Regions from separate parts of the Homo sapiens genome. Here region 2 is linked to region 1. The links are chromatin loops, found by intact Hi-C in ENCODE. Cell type or tissue: heart right ventricle. All regions are shown on one strand. Links, peaks and the distances in the headings refer to the core of each region. The heading gives the core; the rest is flanking DNA.

Region 1 (2,928 bases), core at 115-2,614:
ACTACTCCAGCTGTCAAAGCAGTTCTGAGCGAGAACAAGACTGTTTGTAGGAACTCTAGTTCTTTTGCATTACCTGTCTTCCTGGAGGTAGAATCATCAGGAAGAAGAAACCAAGAGGAGCAGAATCAGATGGGTGAAGTAACCCGTGCATTATGTAAACAATCTTTGGCCCATAACCTAGGGTGAGCCAACATATTAATATTTAACTACTAACTCACAGGATCAACCAATCAGATTTGGCCCTGGACATAGCCCCAATCAGCCCTGGAGATAACATTCCCATGGCAACACTAATGCATTCTTCACTGAATGGTTGGCAACACTAATGCACTTACTCATTTAAGATTCTTTGTTTAATGTATGTCTTCCCCTCCAGACTGTAAGCCTATTGAAGGGTTTCCCTAGCATGTTGTGGGTGCTCAATAAATAACTATTGTCTGACGGCAAATACCACACCCCTGAGCCATATGGAAGACATCTCCCCTCATGGTGTTGTGGCTAATTCAGAAGTGGCATAGAGTCATGAAAAAGTGCTTCACATCAGGACAGCAGCTCAGCTCCTGACCTGGTTCTGCTTTTCTCTCACTGTGTGACTTTGGACAAGTCATCTCCTCTCCCTCTACCTCTGACTCCTTTGCTATGAAATGACAGGATTGGATTTGATGATCTCTGAGGCCGATTTCAGCTCTAATACTCAGTGGTTCAGCACACCCATAAAGTGCACAGCAGAGGTTTGTTTGTGACCAAAACAGAATGTTAGGAACTGAAAAAACTGCCAAAGACCACTTTAGAGGAAAAGTGGAAACAAGGTTTTGTGTGAAATATGCTTGGCTTGCACAATGCAAGTGATTCTTTTGTGAGAGCGGAAGGCCATAGGGTGTGATTACTTTATCTGCCACTAAGCTTCCTGGGCAGCCCAGGCCAAGCTAAAGATACCTATCACTCTTGTTCAAGGTCCGTTTCCTACTGAGTTGTCACACTGTTGAATTATTGTTGAGTTGAAGTCCAAAAGGGGAAATATTTTGCAATCTAGAGTTGGACCCTGGAGCTATACAACTATGATTACTGATACAGATTTTCCCAGAAAATCTCAGTGCACCGAGGTCATACCAAGGAGCCCTCATACTTCTGTATGCTACTGTCAGCTTACTCTGCTGGTGGTGCTGAAGTTCCGTGAACATTTTCCCCAATGAGCAAGTAAAAACATTTCATTTTGCCTCTTCCTGAACCATTTTTTTAAAAGTTTTTATATGGAATAAATCTTTACATTAAAAAAGATACACAATAGCATTTACTTTTAAAAATAAAATTTAAAATATGATGTGTATATTTAAGGTATACAACATTATGTTATGGGATACATATAGATAGTAAAAAGGTTACTATAATAAAACAAATATATTCAGCATCTCACAGAGTTATCCCCATTGCCCTGCCCCTTTGTTTGGTAAGAGCAGCTAAAATCTACTCATTTAACAGGACTCCTAAATGCATAAAATTTTATTAATTACAGTCCTCCTGTACATTAGAGCTCTAGGCTTATTCATTCTAATATATGCTACTTGATAACCTCTGACCTACATCTTCCCATTTGTTCCCCTTTTCCCTAACCCCTGGTAACTACTGTTTTATTCTCTGTGTTTGTATATTTGACTTTAATTTTGGTTTAGATTCTACATACAAGTGATATCATAAAATGTTTTTCTTTCTATGCCTGGCTTACTTCATCTAGTGTAATATCCTCCAGTTCCATCCAAGTTGTGGCAAATGGCAGGATTTCCTTTTTTAAGGCTGAATAACATTCTATTGGATGGATAGCTAGATGATGATAGATAGATAGATAGATAGATAGATAGATAGATAGATAGATAAAGAGTGTCCTGTGTACTGAGTCAGAGGACACATATATCTGTTTCTTTATCCATTTGTCCATTGATGGACACTTAGGTTGTTCCCATATCTTGACTATTGTGAATAATGCTGCAACAAACATGGGTGTGCAGATATCTTTATGAGGTGGTGATTTCATCTCCTTGGGTATATAATCAGAAGAGGGATTACTATGTTAAATGGTCATTCTATTTTTAATCAATTTTTTTGAGACAGGGTTTCACTTCATTGCTCAGGCTGGAGTGCAGTGGCATGATCATGGCTACTGTAGCCTCAACCTCCCATGCTCAAGTCATCCTCCCACCTCAGCCTCCCAAGTAGCTAAGACTACAGACATGTGCCACCATGCTGGGCTAATTTTTTAGTTTTTTGTAGAGATGTGAACTCACCATGTGGCTTAGGTTTTTCTTAATTTGTCTAGGAACCTCCATATTGTTTTCCATAATGCTTGCGCCAATCTACATTTCCACCAACAATGTACAATTTTTCCCTTTTCTCCACACCCTTGCTGACATTTTTTATCTCTTGACTTTTATGATTATCATCCTAATGGACATGAGGTGAAATAAGCTTTTAAAAAAACCTTTTTTTATGTAGCTCTGTTTAAAAAGCACTTTAGGAAGAAGGACATATTTGTCTGCACAAAAAGAGTATCCTGTGTACTGAGTCAAAGGATGACAAGCCCATAGCTCCTTGAATCTTAACACAGATGCTACTATGACTATTAGCTTTTAAACTCCTGCCATCCTCAGAGAGCCTATGATAGTGATGAAGAAAGAATTATATAACATGACGGGTTCAAAGATCCCAGGACAGGTATCAAAACCCCAGCTTCCAAACCAGTTGCGTGTATTCCTCTGAGCAAATCCCGGCCTCTCTGAGCCACTGTTGACTCCCATGTGAACCGTTCATCCAGGTGCCCAGAAGCTCTGCGTTCTGTGGAGCCTTAGAAGTCCAGGTGGGAGGCAGGTGGAAAGAGAGAAGGACCAAGAGACAGACGGGGGTTCCGTGTCCCTGGAGCCAGAGCTCTACTTTTGT
Region 2 (2,928 bases), core at 95-2,594, 48 kb after region 1:
TTTTTCATAAAGGTGAGAATATATTCCTAAGCAAAATGAAAAAAAGTTGGAGTATAAATATGAAATCCTTAAAATCTAAGTATATGGATTATAAGATTCCACAGAAAATTTAAGGTGAAGGGGGGCCACTTTTTATTGGATGCTTGCTATATGCCAGACCAAGTGCTTTACAAATATTGTTGATGAATGAATGAATGAATGATCCTACATGATATTTACTAATATTTCTATTTTACCAATGAGGAAACTGAGGCTGTTGGAGTTTGTAAGAAGTCACCCCATCTGATAGATGTCAGAAATAGAATTCAAACCCAAATATTTCTGACTCTGATTTATGTAATGTAGGAGAGATTTAGAATAGAGTGCTGGAAAGAATCACATTTAATAAACTCCCCCCACTGTCTTGGGCCAGTTGATGAAGACAGCTTTTATTTTTCTCCTTGGAGTCCCTAACTTCCCCCACTGAGTGCCAATCTCCTCATTTCATTTTCTCACGTTACTCATCTCTTTTATCCACTCGATTCTGGTTGAAATTAGTGGAATCTTCATGCTGAAGAGCTTCTAATGACATAGAGAACAGGGAATACTAACCCAATGTTCTGATCTTTTTTAAAAGCCCAGACAGAAAATAATATTGGCCCCAGCGGTCAAAACCCAGACAACTCTAGTTTTGATGGGATAGCTCCCAAAAAGTTCAGATGCTTCCCTGAACTCATCCAAACCTTGGGCGGTCTCCTGCTTTTCCGGAGGGAACATGCTTGGTGAATGATGCACCAAGTTGAAACACATGGAGAATGCCCTCCGTGGGGACTCTTGGGTCTTGTATGAGGTTAAGTCCCAATTGCACATCAAGCTGCCGTGGTATTTCTCCTCTGCAAGCAGACTTTGTCCTGTTGAAAATGGAATCTCAACCACACAAAAAGCACTGGAAGTTACATTAGTGAAGTCATCAACCATGTATGCACGGTCTTCGTTTTATGCATCTACCTTGCATCAGATGCTAGCCTACACACGTCACCTGTGTTATTTCATTTACTCTTTGCAACAAAACTGCCAGGTGGTTGTTATCTTTACTTAACAAATGAGGAAACCAAGGCCTGGGTTGATCAAGTAATGTACTCAAAGTCACATGACTTGAAGGTGGCAGTAGGGATTTAAGCCAACTCTGTTCATCTTCAAAAAGTGTGTTTCTAATCACGTCACAGCGTCTCCTGACCAGTCCAGAAAGACACCAGCAAATATTAACATCTGGGAGTGAATTTGTACCCTAGCTTTATTTCCAATTGATGACATCTTTTCTTGTTTACTTCTTAAAGCAGGGATAGAAGCAGTGGAGCTGGCAAGCACCCCTGGTTCACATGTAGCAAACATGGGTGACGTGGCCAGGCTGCTGGACAGAGGTTATTGGTTCAGGCCAAGTGATGGGAGTTAATAAGCTCCAAGGAAAAGTAAACCCTCAGCTGACTGGAACCTCTGAGAACCCTATCAGAAAAAAAATTTGACAAGATAGACTAGGATTAAAATTCATGGATGGCTTTAGAACTCAGAAATAAATCAGGAAGAAAAAAAATATATGTGCAAGCCAATTCCATAAATACTAGAACCTCGTAGAATCATTAAAAGTCCCCATAACTTGGGCCTGAGTGCAACTGTGGTCCCTTCACTGTAGTAATTTAAACTCGACTGTTTATTTTGGCTTCTGCCTTCTCAATGACTTGTTCTAATCGAAATGCTTTGATGAGATGCACAAAAGGAATAAAAATATGATTGAAAAGCCAGAGAGTAATATCTTGGTTTAAAACAACTGTGAGCACAAACTTTAATCTTTGGCATTGCCATAAGGGCTATCTTAGACTAACTGGGGCAAACACTTTTAGGATCTTGTTTGGAAAAACATTTTTGGTTTTAGAGTGGGTGTCCATGTATCATAACACAACACTTACAAAACATAATTTTTTAAAAAAGCCTCTTATTCTGCCTACAATCCATGTGCTTTTGACATCATAAGCTCCATTTCTTGAAGGCTTCTATAAAAATCCATGGCTTATGGAAGGTAAAGGCAACATTATGCTGAGTTCAAGCAATATTTGTGGGACTTGGGTTCCACTTTTTCTATAAAGAGCCAATGTGTTTTTCTCCTGTTTTACCTGAAGCACCTATGTGGATCTGCATGTCTTTAGTCATCTTGGTGGGGTGCTTACCTGAATTAGATATTATCTTCTGGAAGTCAATAGGAATAATAAATAATAAATGTTAATATTTTTTAAGTCAGATATTCTCAAGAAGAACTGGATTCAAAGCCTGGCCAAGCTAGTTGACCACCTGTGAGGCCATGGACAAGTTCCTTATATCTCAAATCACTAATTTTCTTACCTACAAATTGGTGGTAGTAATGCATTGGTTTGTACAAAGGATTCAATGAGTTAATATATGTTGTATTAGTTTGCTACTGCTGCCATAACAAAGTACCACAGACTGGGTGGCTTAAAAAACAAAATTCCCTTTTCTCATGGTTCTGGAGGCTGGAATCTGAGATCAAAGTGTTGGCAGGATTGGTTTCTTCTGAGGCCTCTCTCCTTGGCTTGTAGACAGCCGCCTTCTCCCTGTGTTTTCTTATGGTCTCCTCTCTGCGTGTATGTGTGTCCTAATCTTCTCTTCATATAGGGAAACCAAGCATATTTGGATTCAGACCCACCCATACGACTTCATTTTACCTTAATTACCTCTTTAAAGACCCTATCTCCAAATAAAGTCACATTCTGAGGTACTAGGCATTAGGACTTCAACATAGGAATTTTGGGAAGGGACACAACATATGAATCTTGGGAATTCATCCCATAGCCTATAAGAAATACCTAGAACATGCTATACTTTTAGTAAATGCTGAGTCCCTTCTCTTCTCCACTTCCAAGGTTTAGTGTCAATAAG

What was found. Hi-C counts contacts between places; a loop is a spot of excess contacts. Peaks named below come from ENCODE experiments on the same cell type or tissue, not always from the same donor. Only the 100,000 strongest peaks of a DNase experiment are listed, where the experiment ranks them.
Region 2: a loop joins it to region 1, with 2.0 times the contacts of the local background. A loop is called at or near these places in 31 of 110 quality-filtered maps.

The regions. Positions count from the first base shown.
Region 1 is chr18:22,489,671-22,492,598 of GRCh38, forward strand. No RefSeq gene overlaps it. Among named protein-coding and RNA genes, the nearest start is that of CTAGE1, 73 kb to the left of the region's middle. In heart right ventricle, for the core only: a CTCF peak has its summit at 1,150; no DNase peak of the experiment used is centred there; H3K27ac peaks cover 683 bases.
Region 2 is chr18:22,537,878-22,540,805 of GRCh38, forward strand. The region is part of intron 1 of LOC124904265 (a long non-coding RNA gene); the gene reads left to right. Among named protein-coding and RNA genes, the nearest start is that of CTAGE1, 120 kb to the left of the region's middle. In heart right ventricle, for the core only: no CTCF peak of the experiment used is centred there; DNase peaks (open chromatin) are centred at 794 and 1,364; H3K27ac peaks cover 2,469 bases.